Linked DNA regions of Homo sapiens: region 1 is linked to region 2. A link is a loop called in an ENCODE intact Hi-C map of the cell type or tissue named here. Cell type or tissue: heart left ventricle. All regions are shown on one strand.

Evidence for each region. Peaks named below come from ENCODE experiments on the same cell type or tissue, not always from the same donor. Only the 100,000 strongest peaks of a DNase experiment are listed, where the experiment ranks them.
Region 1: a loop joins it to region 2, with 4 times the contacts of the local background. A loop is called at or near these places in 26 of 110 quality-filtered maps.

The regions. Positions count from the first base shown.
Region 1 is chr11:57,563,373-57,571,372 of GRCh38, forward strand. It overlaps UBE2L6 (ubiquitin conjugating enzyme E2 L6), which reads right to left and starts at 4,300. Exons shown (of 4, transcript NM_004223.5): 1 at 4,213-4,300. The coding sequence starts at 4,239. RefSeq lists an enhancer at 2,701-3,050 and a silencer at 4,304-4,663. In heart left ventricle, a CTCF peak has its summit at 4,952 (motif pointing right); DNase peaks (open chromatin) are centred at 4,409, 4,949 and 6,440; H3K4me3 peaks cover 3,334 bases; H3K27ac peaks cover 3,184 bases.
Region 2 is chr11:57,797,594-57,805,593 of GRCh38, forward strand. It overlaps CTNND1 (catenin delta 1), which reads left to right. Exons shown (of 21, transcript NM_001085458.2): 7 at 4,140-4,603; 8 at 6,028-6,211; 9 at 7,070-7,187. TMX2-CTNND1 (TMX2-CTNND1 readthrough (NMD candidate)) reads left to right here. Exons shown (of 21, transcript NR_037646.1): 8 at 4,140-4,603; 9 at 6,028-6,211; 10 at 7,070-7,187. Among named protein-coding and RNA genes, the nearest start is that of CTNND1, 40 kb to the left of the region's middle. RefSeq lists an enhancer at 2,920-3,159. In heart left ventricle, CTCF peaks have their summits at 3,280 and 3,481; no DNase peak of the experiment used is centred here; H3K27ac peaks cover 2,962 bases.

The sequences.
Region 1 (8,000 bases), 230 kb before region 2:
CCAGCTACTTGGGAGGCTCAGGCAGGAGAATTGGAGAGGCAGAGGTTGCAGTGAGCCGAGAGCATGCCATTGCACTCCAGCCTGGGCAACAAGAGTGGAACTCTGTCTCAAAAAAAAAAAAAAAAGAAAGAAAGAAAAAAATGCAATTAACATACTGAAACGCATCAGTCTTTTAACAGCAGAATTGATCAAGCAGAAGAACTAGAGTGTTTAAAGACAGGGTATTTGAAAATACAGTCAGATGAAGCAAAATAATAAAAGAATAAACAAAGACTTTGGGAGGCCGAGGCAGGTGGATCACGAGATCAGGAGATCGAGACCATCCTGGCTAACACGGTGAAACCTCATCTCTACTAAAAATACAAAAAAAAAAAAAAAAATTAGCCGGGCGTGGTGGTGGGCGCCTGTAGTCCCAGCTACTCAGGAGGTTGAGGCAGGAGAATGGTATGAACCCAGGAGGCAGAGCTTGCAGTGAGCCAAGATTGTGCCACTGCACTCCATCCTGGGCAACAGAGCGAGACTCCGTCTCAAAAATAAAAAAAAAGAATAAACAAAGAATGAAGTATGCCTACAGGATCTAGACAATGGCCTCAAAAGGGCAAATCTAAGAGTTACTGGCCTTAAATAGGAGGTAGGGAGAGAGACAGGGCTAGAAAGTTTATTCAAACGGATAGTAGCAGAGAATTTCCCAAATCTAGAGAAAGATATCAATATCCAAACATGAGAAGGTTATAGAACACCAAGCAGACTTAACCCAAAGAAGACTACCTCAAGGCATTTAATAATCAATCTCCCAGATGTCAGGGATTAAAGAAAGGGTCCTAACAGCAGCAAGAGAAAATAAACACATAACATACAATGGAGCTCCAATATGTCCAGCAGCGACTTTTCAGTGGAAATCTTACAGGCCAAGAGAGAGTGGCATGACATATTTAAATGAAATACGGCTGAGGGAAAAAATCTTTTACCCTAGAATAGTATATCCAGTGAAAATATCCTTCAAACATGAAGGAGAAATAAAGACTTTCCCAGACAAACAAAAGCTGAGAGATACCATCGACACCAGACCTGTCCTACAAGAAATGCTAAAAAGGAGTTCTTCAATCAGAAATTTAAAAAAATTTTAATGAGCAATAAAAAATCATCTGGGCTGGGCATGGTGGCTCACGCCTGTAATCCCAGCACTGTGGGAGGCCAAAGCCGGTGGATCACCTGAGGTCAGGAGTTCGAGACCAGCCTGGCTAACATGGTGAAACCACATCTCTACTAAAAATACAAAAATTAGCTGGGCGTGGTGGCGGGTGCCTGTAACCCCAGCTACTCGGGAGGCTGAGGTAAGAGAATCACTTGAACCCACGAGGCGGAGGTTGCAGTGAGCTGAGATCGTGCCATTGCACTCCAGCCTGGGCAACAAGAGCGAAACTCCGTCTCAAAAAAAAAAAGAAAGAAAAACACAGATTAGTATAACACTGTATTTATGGTATATACACTACTCATATCTTAAGTAGAAAGAGGAAAAGATGACCAATTAAATATAATAACTACAACAATTTTTCAAGAGGTAGACAGTACAATAAGAAAGAAATAGAAATGGCCGGGCACAGTGGCTCATGTAATCCCAGCACTTTGGGAGGCTGAGGTGGGTGGATCACCTGAGGTCAGGAGTTCGAGACTAGCCTGACCAACATGGAGAAACCCCGTCTCTACTAAAAATACAAAATTAGCCAGGCGTGATGGTGCCTGCCTGTAATCCCAGCTACTCAGGAGGCTGAGGCAGGAGAATCACTTGAGCCTGGGAGGCGGAGGTTGCGGTGAGCTGAGATGGCACCATTGCACTCCAGCCTGGGCAACAAGAGTGAAACTCCATCTTAAGGAAGGAAGGAAGGAAAGAAAGGGAGAGAGAAAGAAAGAAGGAAAGAAATAGAAACAACAAAAAGTTAGTAAGCGGAAAGACGAAGTTAAAGTATACAGTTTGTATTAGTTGTTTTTTTTTTTTTTTTTTTTTTTTTTGAGACAATGTCTCACTCTGTCACCCAGATTGGAGTCCAGTGGCACAATCACAGCTCACTGCAGCCTCAACCTCCTGGGCTCAGGTGATCTTGCTACCTCAGCCTCCCAAGTAGCTAGGACTACAGCAGTGTGCTACCATGCCCGGCTAATTTTGGTACTTTTTGTAGAGATGGGGTTTGGCTGTGTTACCCAGGCTGGTCTCGAACTCCTAGGCTCAAGCAGTCCGCGAACCTCAGCCTCCCAAAGTGCTGATATTACAGGAGTGGGACACCACGCCTGGCCTTCATTAGTTTTCATTTTGCTTGTTTGTTTATGTAATCAGTGTTAACTTGTCATCAGTTTAAAATAACAGGTTATAAGATATTATTTACAAACCTTGTAGTAACCTCAAATCTAAAAACATACAATGGATACATAACAGTTATGTGACCCAAAATGTCAGTAGTGATGAGGTTGAGAAACTGAAGCTCTCCAAACCCAGTCCACAAGTGGGGAGGGGTCCTTTAACACTGTGGACCATTTGAACTTTCTCTGCCTTACCCCCACCCCCAACATATAATATAAACACATCCCATGCCCCCCTCCTATCCCTCAGCCTATGTTCTATTTCTGTTCAACCAATAAGCTGCTTCTGGTGCCTTCCACCCAGGGTCAATGGCCCTTCATTTATCTTTACCCCAAACTAGAAGCATCTGCACTTGTAAGAGTTTCTCTATCATCTGTGACTCTTTGGCAAGAACAAAGCCCAGGGCTGACCGGAGAAGATCTGGAATAGACATTTTCCAGGTCTTGGAAAGATAAAGACACTTGAACTTTATCTGTTTAGGATGAGTTCTGCCAGAACTTTCCCAAAGCCTGAGGAAGTTGAAACCCAACCTAAAACACACAGTTCTTTCCTACTGCCTACTAGGAAATCACCTGACTCAGAGGAACAGAAAATGAAAGTAGAAAGGCCATTAAGAGAGCCTGCAGGCTGGAGGCCTGTGGACCTGGTTTCATATTCCAGTCCCATTGCTCCTTACTGAAAGACTCTGGACAAGCAAGTTATTTCCTCTGTGCCTCAATTTCCTCATTTGTAAAATGCGGGTATATATTACTTATCTCACAGAACTGCTGTGCGAATTAGATGAAATAACCATGTAAACCGTTTGGCATGTAATGGTTCCAATGCAATAAATTCTGGCTCCCATCTCTCTTCCACTTGGCTGGAAAGACCCTCTGCCTCATTTTGCTGCCAACCTCCAGATTTAGTATCTAGGCCAAGCCTGCTCTGGGCATCCCAGTCTGAGGCCATTTTCTTCTCAGAGGCTGAGGGTAGCAGGCACCCTCTTCCTAGAGCCTGCCCCTCCACCCTGCAGACTGGAAGGGGCACTTCTGAAAGACTTGGGGTGCCAGACTCACTTCACCAGGATCACCTTCCTCCCTAATCCATCTCCAAACACCCTGGGTTTTCCCACCTTCTGGAGGAAACTGCCCCCTCCCCATCCTTCCAGATCTTATTTCAAATTGTGTCCCTGATAGGAACAAAATTCAACAAGGGCCGGATTTGTGTTCATCTCTGCCCGCCCCCCCCCCCCTCCTAGAACAGGGCCAGCACATGTAGGCATTCAACACTTGTAGAACTCACGAACGCAAGCCACCTACTCCAGGAGGCCTTCCAGGTCCACCTCCGCATCTTTTCCTCCAGAGAATACTCAGGGAACTTTGTCCCAAATTCTAATCAGCATTCCGTGTTTCTCAGGACTCTAGTAATACAGGCATCAAATTATGGGATGGGCTATGGGCTTATTCCAAGGCAAGGACTTCATCCTGGTCATCTGTGTTCATAACCCACCACCAGCAGTAGCAGAATGCCTGGCACCAAGATGCCAAGGACTTTTCCTGCACTGGAGATGCACCCAGTTGTTATCACAAGTTTCAGGCAGGAAAAGCGAAATTGAAACCAGTTTTGGGGGAGCCGGCTCATCTTCACCACGCGAACGGCTCAAGCAGAGGCCTCCAAACCCCCAAAACCCCAGCTCTGGCCACTCTTGCAGGCCAGTCCTCCTCTGAGTAGAGGGCGGGGAGGACAGGGATTCAGCCAGCCCTGGTGCCCAGACAAATAAATAAATGTGCTCGGAGAGCCGCGGAGGGGATGGAGGGAGGAGGGAATGCGGGAGGCGAGGGGAGCCAAGAGAAAGGGGTCATCCTATACGCGGTTACCTTCACCACTCGCATGCTCGCCATCATGTCGGGACCGAGTGTGTGGCACCCGTGGCCTCCAGCAGGACCGAGCTCCGACCCGCGACACAGCGCGCCCCGCCCCGCCCCGGGGACCCCACCCCCGGCAGCCCCGCCCACCCCTCCTCCAGCCGTCGCTGCGTGGGCCTCCCCGCACCCGCTCCGGCGAGGCCAGGAGGCCGTCGAAGGACGACCCGCCGGACAACCGCCCGATCCCCGCGCGGAAGGCTCGGACCCGGGACTCACGGTCTTTGTGCGGAGACGGGGGCGGGCCTCGGGGCGCACGGCTTTGCTGATCCCTGCCTCCCGCGGGGTGCGCCGTGCACCGGCGGCGAGCGCTCAGGGGCGCTGGGGGGCGCTCATACGGGTTCCAGTCTTCGCTCCGCCGGCGGCCGCACCGGGAGCTCTCCGGTCTTTGTCAGCCCCCTGCACGCCGCCCCAAATACACACTCGCCCTGAATAAATAAGGGATGCTCGCTGTACAGACGCAGCTCCGTGACAGTTCTCAGCGGCCTCCACTATCGGACTGCCGCCTTGAGCCCCTGCCCCAGCAAGCTGCCGGAGCCGCCGAGCCTGCCGCCTTCCCTCCATGGGCCCAGCGCTCCATCTCCGAAACTGCGTGGGGGATGGCGTAGACCTGTGCCCTCCGAGCACCGCTCCCCGGCAGTCGGGGATCCTTTGTGCTGCCCGGCGTTCGGCGCGGGCTGCAACGTTTCTCCCCGTGGCTTGGGGCAGAGCACCGCAAGGAGGCGCTGTTGGACCCTTTCTCTTTTGCTTTGGGGGTTCGGTCTACCATCATTCAGTCCTTTACTAGGTTTAGTATTTACTAAGTGCCTACTGTATGCTGGTTTGGGAAACAGTTGGTGGGGGAAGCCCCAAGAAGGACTCAGGAGCCTCCTTTCCAAGAGAGAGTCTGCTTCCCCTCCCTTACTTTACTACTGGTCCATTACAAGCTGTGGGCCTAATGTGTGCCCCCATGCACAGCTGGAGTCCCCAACCCTCTGTGCAAGGACAGAGTACTTGCAGCCCCTGAGCACCAAGCAGCATCTGGGGAAGATGAGACTTGTTGGGAGGGCCGATCCCCTCCTTCTCACCCTTCCCTACCCCCGTTTAGTCCAGACGAGAAAGGAAATCAGTATATTTTGAGCACCAGTTTGTGATCTCAGTACCTCACAGTTTTTTTGTTTCTTGTTTTTCTGACAGAGTTTCACTGTCGCCCTGACTGGAGTTCAGTGGCGATATCGGCTCACTGCAACCTCCGCCTCCCGGTTCAAGCTGTTCTCGTGCCTCAGCCTCCTGAGTAGCTGAGATTTACAGGCGCGCGCCACCACGACCGGCTCATTTTTGTATTTTTAGTAGAGTCAGGGTCTCGAGCTCCTGGTTTCAAGTAATCCACCCGCCTCGGCCTCCCAAAGTGTTGGAATTACAGGCGTGAGCCACCGTAATGTTTTTATCCAAGTATTTTGAAACCAAATGACTTCTCTGCTCAGATTTTGCAGAACGATTAATTGTTTCATTCAATTCAATGAACTTTAACAGCATTTTCTATATGCCCGAAATGAATAGGACACTCCGTAATCCCTTAACAGGGGTAGAGATGAGGGAACAAAGACATTCGAACCTGCCTGTGATCAATAGTCTCAGTCAACAAGCGCCTACTACTGAGTGGCAGGCATTGCCAATAGGAAACACCAGGATGAGAAAGGGGAGTCCCTGCTCCTGAGGAGTTAGTTCCCAGACTACTGGGACAGAGGGAGAGAATGCAGCCCCTGATTTTTAATGATAATGCTATAGAGAATCACCTGGTACTCTGGGAGTATGAGGAGGGTCACTTTATCCCTCTTCAGGGAGGGGCAGAGGTTTCCCGGAAGAGAGAAAAATCCAAGTGTATTGTGAAACATGATGAGTCAGCGAGAAGTAAGAGCGTGGGATGAAGATGTTCTAACAAGAGGGAACAGCATGAGCAAACGGGGCAGTGTCTATGGAAACTGGAGCAAAAGCCTCTGTCCACGTATCGTAGCTCTCCTTTTCTTTTCTTACAGGAACGCTGCATCCCGAGGTGAATTAACAGTCATGGATATAGCTGGGTCCTAAGTCCCCACACAGTGGGGCAGCCCACTGGTGTGCCTTTCATGTCCTTTCACAATGCAGACCTTTGTGTGTCAGAACAAGCCCCAGGGAGACCTGGGTTCTAGTTCCACATCTGCCCCCATGTGCAGTTATGGCCTTGGGTGGTCGGCGGAAACTCCTATCTGCTTGCCAGGACCATTGTGAGGCTAAGCTGAGGGAAGTGGAGGAACTTAGAATATTGTAAGTCGCCGGGCGCAGTGGCTCACGCGTGTAATCCCAGCACTTTGGGAGGCCGAGGCAGGCGGATCACCTGAGATCAGGAGTTCGAGACCAGCCTGACCAATATGGTGAAACCTCGTCTCTACTAAAAATACAAAAATTAGCCGGGCATGGTGGTGGGTGCCTGTAATCTCAGCTAGTCAGGAGGCTGAGGCAGGAGAATCGCTTGAACCCAGGAGGCAGAGGTTGCAGTGAGCCAAGATCACGCCATTGCACTCCAGCCTGGGGGACAGAGCAAGACTCCGCTCAAAGAAAAAAAGAAAAGAAAATTCTAAGTCCGAGGCCTGGCATGGTGGCTCATGCCTATAATCCCAGCACTCTGGGAGGCCAAGGCAGGCGGATTACCTGAGGTCAGGAGTTCGAGACCAGCCTGGCTAACATGGCGATACCTCGTCTCTACTAAAAACACAAAAATTAGCCAGGTGTAATGGCGTGCGCCTGTAATCCCAGCTACTGGGGAGGCTGAGGCAGGAGAATCACTTGAACCTGGGAGGCAGAGGTTGCAGTGAGCCGAGACCGGGCCATTGCACTCCAGCCTGGGCGACAAGAGCGAAACTCTGTCTCAAAAAGCAAAACAAGAAAATTGTAATTCCAGGATATAAACAATCAGGTTTGAATCCCAGCTCCACTATTTTTGGCTAAATAACCTTGGGCACATTACTTAACCTGTCTGTGCCTCCATTTCCTCATCTGTTAAATGGAGCTCATAACAGTGGATGTGAGAAACAATGAGTTGATATTTGCAAAGAACTTAACTTTGAATGGTGGACAATAAGTGACAGTTATGATAATGATAACATAATAAATATTAAAATGATGTCAGGTGCCTGCCTCAGAGTGAATGTACCAGGCTGTAGGAACAGATGCCTGAGCTTGCTCCCTTAGAACAACAGCAACACTATTTTCTCCAGTAGGAGACCCTGTTTTACTTCTCCCTGATCTGGTCACTGGCATTTATTCATCCATCTACAAAATTTATTGAGCACCTACTTATACAAGGCCCTGTATGGGGTACTCGATGGGATTCAGGCATTGATTGGTTAGGCTGGCTCGTCTTCACCATTGAGAGGAAGAGACACACATCTGTGTGATGACAAAAGGTGGTAGGAGAAAGGCCTCTTAAGTGACGTGCACATATGAGGTATGTCTCTTCCAAGACTGAGCTCTGCCAGCTGTAAGGCTTGCCAGTCTCTTATGAGGATAAAATGAGATGGTGTATGTGAGCAGACACCTTGTAGGTGTGAAAGTACGTTATCTATTTATAATGCCTCTAGAGTTCTGGGCAAGAGGTTCAGATTTTTCAAATGTCTCCAAGAACCTTCAGTGCATCTTCAAAGGAAGAACTTGGATCAGGAAGGATCAGTTGATTTCTTTCCATGCCCATTCCTTGGGCTTGTTCCTATTTGGAGTAGGGACGGTTA
Region 2 (8,000 bases):
GCGCTTTTGGAGACTGAGGTGGGTGGATCACCTGAGGTCCGGAGTTCAAGACCAGCCTGACCAACATGGAGAAACCCCGCCTCTACTAAAAATACAAAATTAGCTGGGCGTAGTGGTGCATGCCTGTAATCTCAGCTACTCGGGAGGCTGAGGCAGGAGAATCATATGAACCCGGGAGGCAGAGGTTGTGGTGAGCCAAGATCATGCCATTGCACTCCAGCCTGGGCAACAAGAGCGAAACTCCACCTCAAAAAAAAAAAAAAAAAAAAACAACTTGTGATTGTTATTAGTCTGTGTCCTGAAGAATGAACTTTGCTTCTGCTTCTATGCTGAAGTTTTTGCTGTTTCTGGCTAAGATGTGACCCCCTTTTGGTGTGTTAGGCAGAGGATTCTGATGTCTGGGGCCATGGAATTCTTGCTCACTTCTTCCTGGGAATTTCTTTAGTTTCTGATTTGGTATTAAGAACAGAGTCCATTGGGCACGGTGTCTCACGCTTGTAATCCCAGCACTTTGGGAGGCCGAGTTGGGCGGATCACGAGGTCAGGAGATCGAGATCATCCTGGCTAACACGGTGAAACCCTGTCTCTACTAAAAATACAAAAATTAGCCGGGTGTTGTGGCTCGTGCCTGTAGTCTCAGCTACTCAGGAGGCTGAGGCAGGAGAATCACTTGAACCCGGGTGGCAGAGGCTGTAGTGAGCCGAGATCCCGCCACTGCACTCCAGCCTGGGTGACATAGTGAGACTGTCTCAAAAAAAAAAAAAAAAAAGCCAAAAAAACCCCAAAACAAAACATAGTTGAGGGTTTTAGGAATTCAGAACCAAAAGAGACAGTTGAGGACGTGTATAAGAACTTTCTTGTGTTTTTAATCCCAAAGTTAAAAACAAACTTTGACCTCACAAGGGCCTTGACATTCTATGCTTAGGGTCTTATTATTTGATTGTAAAGTGAAATTGTGGTGGCATCCTTGGGTGGGGGTCGGGGGATACATTAGCAACACTCTGAAAGGTCACTAAGCAGCTGCCTACTCTGACTTTACTACTTGTTCCTGGAGATTCTTTGGTGATGTGAAAAAAGGAGTGATTGATGTTTGGACTGGTACATGGTTTGCCTTGTTGCATTGAGAGAATGCTTTAGAATGGGGTCGACAGACCCCTGAAAATGACCACGTAGAACTATTTTAGGCTTTGCAGGCCATGTATCATCTTTGTCGTATGTTGTTCTTTTTTTCAAACAATCTTTTAAAAATAGCATTATGGGGATGTACAAAAACAGGTTTGGCCCATGGGCTGCCAATGCTGCTTCAGAATAAATTAGAAACAGTGTTTTCCAGGTAAAGAGAAATGATAAGAAACAAGGGATGATTTATGGTTGTCTTGATGGTAAGGATATCCTAGCAGCTGTTGCTGAATTTCTCTATATGGGGTCATGACCTTTTAAAGCAAATGCCTTGGTGCTCATTTTCCTCATATATTAGGTAGCTTTGGTTAAGAGTGAACAGGGCTGGGCCCAGGGGTAGAGGCCCCATTATCTAAGACTGAGTCACTCACCTTTCAGGTGTCTTGGATAGCTAATCCAACTCCCATGTGACTCATTTTTATTCCTACAGGAGCACCAGACCTCGGCTGGTGCAACCTAGAGCAGTGGTAGATAACAGCCTTCATTGAAGCAGTCTGTCCAGGGTGTTGGCTCTACTGCAAGTCTGCTTTTTCTGACTTCCTCATTAGTAAAGAGTGATTGGACCCAGATGGGTGTGGGTGGCCAGGTCATTCTCTGCCATCCCTAGTTGTGCTAGTTCACATAGAGTTTTGGGCCTGGTTCTTGGGTTTGTTCCAGGGTAGCACTGGACTTGGAAACCTGCTTGACTAGCAAGCATATTTGCTGCTTCCTGTTCCAGGCTAGAAGAGTAATACAAGGTCAAACTTAAACAGTGAGGCAGTGATTAGTGGAAAAAGCACTGAACCCTGAGACCTTGGTTCTAGTTGTGCCTTTGCCACTAGCTAAGTAGCCTCAAGCAAGTCATTTGGTCTTCCCAGGCACAGCTTTGTTTCTTGTAAAACAAAGGAAAGAATGTCCAATCCACTGCCTTTGTATAGAAAAGGATATAGGATAGAGTTATCTGGAAATTTTGGTTATGGTAATTGTTCTTATAATTTTGTATATTAATAATAGAGGTTAAACATGTTCAATACAGAGCCTGAAAAACCCAGAAAAGCATTACCATCTATTGATAAAGAACCACTGTTAACATTTTGGTGCATATCCTTTGAGTTTTTTTAATTATACATGTAACTATATCCTATTTTCCCTCTACTAAAATGGAATCTTAACATACTGCTTAATAGCCTACTTTTAAGCTATCTAAGCTATTCATTTTGTTTCCGTGTTTTTTTTTTTTTTTTTTTTTTTTTTGAGATGGAGTCTTGCTCTGTCACCCAGGCTGGAGAGCAGTGGTGCGATCTGGTATTATACCCAGGAGGCTTTTTGTTCCATGCATGGTATTTTATAATGTTAGTAAATACTTTTCCTTAATTTTATAGTAAGCAGAAAATTTTTATGGTTGGGGTGGATGCAAAAGTGATACATAATAGTTTAGAAGACAACCAATTTTGTTTTACCAGCTGTTTGGGCATTTTTAGTACCCCCTTCTTGATTTGAAGGGTTTAATCTTGACCTTTTTTTTTTTTTCTTCGAAATAGAGTCTCGCTCTGTCACTTAGGCTGGAGTGCAGTGGCACAATCTCAGTTCACTGCAACCTCCACCTCTTGGGTTCAAGCGATTCTCTTGCCTCCGCCTCCCAAGTAGCTGGGATTACAGGTGCCCACCACCATGCCCAGCTAATTTTTGTATTTTTAGTAGAGATGGTGTTTTTCCATGTTGGCCATGCTGGTCTCGAACTTCTGACCTCAGGTAATCCGCCCACTGCAGCCTCCCAAAGTGCTGGGATTACAGATGTGAGCCACCATGCCTGGTCCTGTTTCCGTGTTATTTTAAGACCATCTTGGTCATGGTTTACTAAATGCTTTGTCCATCTGAATCACTGTTGCATAGTTGATGTTGATACCTGTGAGGCAGGCCTTCTGCTCAGGGCAACCTTGAGTATTTGTTGACAGTGGGAGTGGTTTTGTAGAACAAACAATGGCTTATTTGGAGAGCTCCACACAATAGATTATCCTCTCCTGTGGGAGCCAGAAAGAGATGAGCTCACAGATAATGGGTTTCTTCCTTCCTGGTAGTTACGAATAAATAATAGTGTGACAGACTCACCCTCTAGTGGTTGTTGGTAGTACTGAAACAGGAAGAATTGTCTCCTGGTTTGATTTTTCTTACTTTCAATTGCTTTCTCTGTTCCTAGTGGCTGGGCTTCCCAAATGTGATGTTGGTGAATAGGCTTCATTTTGAAAGAGCTGGAGGTATTGTCTTTAGAAATTGGAGGATGGAATCTTACCTCTTAACACATTTGTTGAGTAGCAGACATGACCTTGGAATGACTGTGAAAATTACTTTTCAAGTTTATACCTCATCAGTACCAAAGCCAGATCCTCCTGTGATGTAGCAGGAAGCCCTTTATTAGTTTTTCTCTATCAATCCATCTTTTATAATTTCCAAAATAGGATAAGGAGAAGCTTAAATATGAAATGTATTTAAAGGTCTTATCCTACCAGTTGTTTCCTGTGTGTAAATGCCTAATTTCCTGTTTGGTTAAGGAACTGTTCTCAGACTTCTGTGGCATTGAGTCAGTTGCTTTGGTTAATTCTGTTCTCTGAGAGTTTATCCTGATCTCTACCTAGACAAGTTAATAACTGTCAGATATCATTCAAATAAATGATAAGTAGTAAGGATTTGGTTCTTTCTTTTTGATTAGCCTTTCCTGAATGCTTGTTACTTTCTAAGCCTGCAGACTTCAAAGAAAAAAATGTAGTTTTAATTAAATTGCAGGTGTTTTTAAAATTATTACCTTTTATTTTTACTAACCCATTGAGGAAAATTGATCAGTATATTATTCATGCAAAGGAGAGATAAGATGAGCACACTGAAACTCCAGTTAATCCTCCTTTGCAGATGAGGGTAATGGGAATGTCCAGGAAGCTAGCCATAATGACTTGATGTATTCTCTTGGTTCTTCCAAAACTTCTCAGGAGCTATGAAGACATGATTGGTGAGGAGGTGCCATCGGATCAATACTACTGGGCTCCTTTGGCCCAGCATGAGCGAGGAAGTTTAGCAAGCTTGGATAGCCTGCGCAAAGGAGGGCCTCCACCTCCTAATTGGAGACAGCCAGAGCTGCCAGAGGTGATCGCCATGCTTGGATTCCGCTTGGATGCTGTCAAGTCCAATGCAGCTGCATACCTGCAACACTTATGCTACCGCAATGACAAGGTGAAGACTGACGTGCGGAAGCTCAAGGGCATCCCAGTACTGGTGGGATTGTTAGACCATCCCAAAAAGGAAGTGCACCTTGGAGCCTGTGGAGCTCTCAAGAATATCTCTTTTGGACGTGACCAGGATAACAAGATTGCCATAAAAAACTGTGATGGTGTGCCTGCCCTTGTGCGATTGCTTCGAAAGGCTCGTGATATGGACCTTACTGAAGTTATTACCGGTGAGTTCTAGGCCTAAGGAAAATTGCTAAGTCAGTGTTACTCTCTAGTGATGTTGAGAACTAGAGGGATTTCCAGACCTTTTACTTTTGATGAAAGGTTGTGAACTGGTGGCTGTGGGTCAAATCCATCTCACAGATTTGTTTGGATCACACAGCATTATTGAAATTTTAAAGAACTGGTTGCTGATGTTTAAAATTCAGAAGATTTCACTTAAAATTCCAGATTCTTGGCTTCTATTAAAAACGTGGAAGAGTTGTTAACAATGGATCTCTTTTCTTCCTTAGCAGTATTTGGTCTGAACTGATTGGAGCATGTGCTCTCTAATTTACACTAATCTCCAACACATTCTATTATCTGACCAACTACAGCTGTTTAGGAAGTTGTTTCCCAAACATGGAGCTGTCAACTGCTATTTTTTCACATGCTTGTAATTTCTTTTAATTATCTTCCTCTCTTGACTCACCGGCTTGACCCATATAGACATTTAAGCTTGTGGTTCTTGCTTTATTTAGAGCAGTAGTTTTTCAGATTGTGGGTTGTGATCTATTTGTGTGATCCGTTAGTGAATAAAACAAAATTTTGTGGAGCATAATCAGCATTCCAAGGGAAAGGAATAAAGAAAAAGTAGTATAGACCATTGTTTCTCAGTTGTGGGCCATTTTGCCTGCCCTGCCCTGAGGACATTTGGACATTTGCAGTGTTGGAGATATTTTTGGTTGTTATAACTTGGAACAGGGGAGAGGGAGTGCTACTGGCATCTAGTGAGTAAAGGCCAGGGGTACTGGTAAACATCCAACAATAGACAAGACAGCTCCTCATAACAAAGAATCATCTGGCCGAAAATGTCAGTGGTGCTGAGGTTGAAAAACTCTGGTATAGACAGATCGGAGAGCATTGAGCATTGCTTATAGTTTTGTTTGTTTTTTTTGAGATGGAGTCTCGCTCTGTCACCCAGGCTGGAGTGCAGTGGCACAATCTCAGCTCACCGCAAGCTCCGCCTCATGGGTTCACGCCATTCTCCTGCCTCAGCCTCCCAAGTAGCTGGGACTACAGGTGCCCGCCACCACGCCCGGCTAATTTTTTGTATTTTTAGTGTTAGCCAGGATGGTCTTGATCTCCCAACCTTGTGATCCGCCCGCCTTGGCCTCCCAAATTGCTGGGATTACAGGCGTGAGCCACCACACCCAGCCTGAGCGTTGCTTATAGTTAAACATTGTTTGTTTCATGATCTGTATGTTTATTTTGAGCTATAATGTAGAATATGTTTCTTGGTGAGGGTCGCAAACAAAGCTTGAATATTACTATAAGGTATTTGGTCACTGGGGAAGACTGAGAAGTGATACGATAGGGGGATTCTCTTTGACGTTCTTCAGACATATTGTCTTGAATGCTCAAGAGCCATCTGATGAATTGTCTCTTCCAGGAACCCTGTGGAATCTTTCATCCCATGACTCAATCAAAATGGAGATTGTGGACCATGCACTGCATGCCTTGACAGATGAAGTGATCATTCCTCATTCTGGTTGGGAGCGGGAACCTAATGAAGACTGTAAGCCACGCCACATTGAGTGGGAATCGGTGCTCACCAACACAGCTGGCTGCCTTAGGTAACAGTAGGGACTTTGAGAATATGAAGATGAATTTTTGAGGACTGACTTAAATTTCCTAAAAAAAAAAAAAAATTAAAATTCTTTAGCCTATTCTTTAGCCTCCATTCCTATCTGTATTGCATACTGTAACTCCAACCTTTCTATCTTTGTTGCTATTCTCTCATGTATACCACATGTACCTATATCAGTTTTCTTGCTGTTCCCCACACATCCTCTTCACTTTTATGCCTCTTTGACTTTGTTCATCTACTTTGGTAAGCTTTTGTTCAGCATCTACCACATGTAAGGTGGTCTAGTCCTGGACTTGTGTGTGTCTATGTCCTTGCCCTAGTTATTTGTATTTCAAGTCAGGCTGTGATAAATTCAGCAAAAGGGGTACAGAGTACTAGGAGGTTAGGGCATGGGTGAGGAAGGTCTGTTCTTTCTGTGATGCCTTTCTCTTCTTATTTATCTTTTTGTGGTTAAACTCAAGTGCCTTTATTTTATTAAAGTTTTCCTGAATTCTTTTTATATCCTATAAATGCTGCTATATAATCTTTCTCTCTTTGGAATACACCTCTGTGTGCTGTGTTCCATTCTACATATGTATTATATACTTCCATACGAGAAGTATATATTCCATCTTGAATTACTGCATCTGGTACATATCATTAATCCCTACCCCACAGTGATATAAACATTCAGAAGGCAGGGACTGTTAATCAACTTTCTCTCAACTGCAGTACCTTGCTTATAATAGGTATTTACTATTACAGTGAGTAGAAAAACATATTCAGGAATCTTGTAGGTGTTGAGGGATATTTAAGGGAGGATTTCTGGATTTGAGTCATCTTGAAGCTTCTGGTTTCCCCTCAGGAATGTAAGCTCAGAGAGGAGTGAAGCTCGCCGGAAACTTCGGGAATGTGATGGTTTAGTTGATGCCCTCATTTTCATTGTTCAGGCTGAGATTGGGCAGAAGGATTCAGACAGCAAGGTAAGTGCTGTCTTACCTTTAATGGCTGAGTGAATTTCATTCACCACAACTATGAAGTATCTGTAGGTCAGAGACCTATCATCTCAGGCTTTCAAGTAACATTAAATATTTATACTGTCCCCTACCCCTTATTTTTGAGACAGAGTCTTGCTCTGTTGCCCAGCCTGGGGTGCAGTGATGTGATCTCAGCTCACTGCAACTTCTGCTTCCTGGGTTCAAGCGATTCTCATGCCTCAGCCTCCCAAGTAGATGGGATTACAGGCGTGTGCCACCACACCCAGCTAATTTTTGTATTTTTAGTAGAGACGGGGTTTCACCATGTTGGCCTGGCTGGTCTCAAACTCTTGACCTCACGTGATCCCCCTGCCTCAGCCTCCCAAAGCATTGGGATTACAGGCGTGAGCCACTGTGCCCAGCCAAGCCCTTACTCCTTAAAGTGGGTATTCAACTTAAAACATGTTTTTTGTTTGTTTGTTTGTTTTTTTGAGATGGAGTCTGGCTCTGTCCCAGGCTGGAGTACAGTCCCGTGATCTCGGCTCATTGCGACCTCTCCCTCCTGGGTTCAAGCAATTCTCTGCCTCATCTCCTGAGTAGCTGGGATTACAGGCACCTGCCACCATGCCCGGCTAATTTTTGTGTTTTAGTAGAGACAGGGTTTCACCAGGTTGGTCAGGCTGGTTTTGAACTCCCGACCTCAGGTGATCCACCCGCCTCGGCCTCCCAAAGTGCTGGGATTACAGGTGTGAGCCACTGTGCCCGGCTTTTTTTTCTTTTTTTTTTAAATCTGTCACCTATGTATTTTAAAGCTGCTTA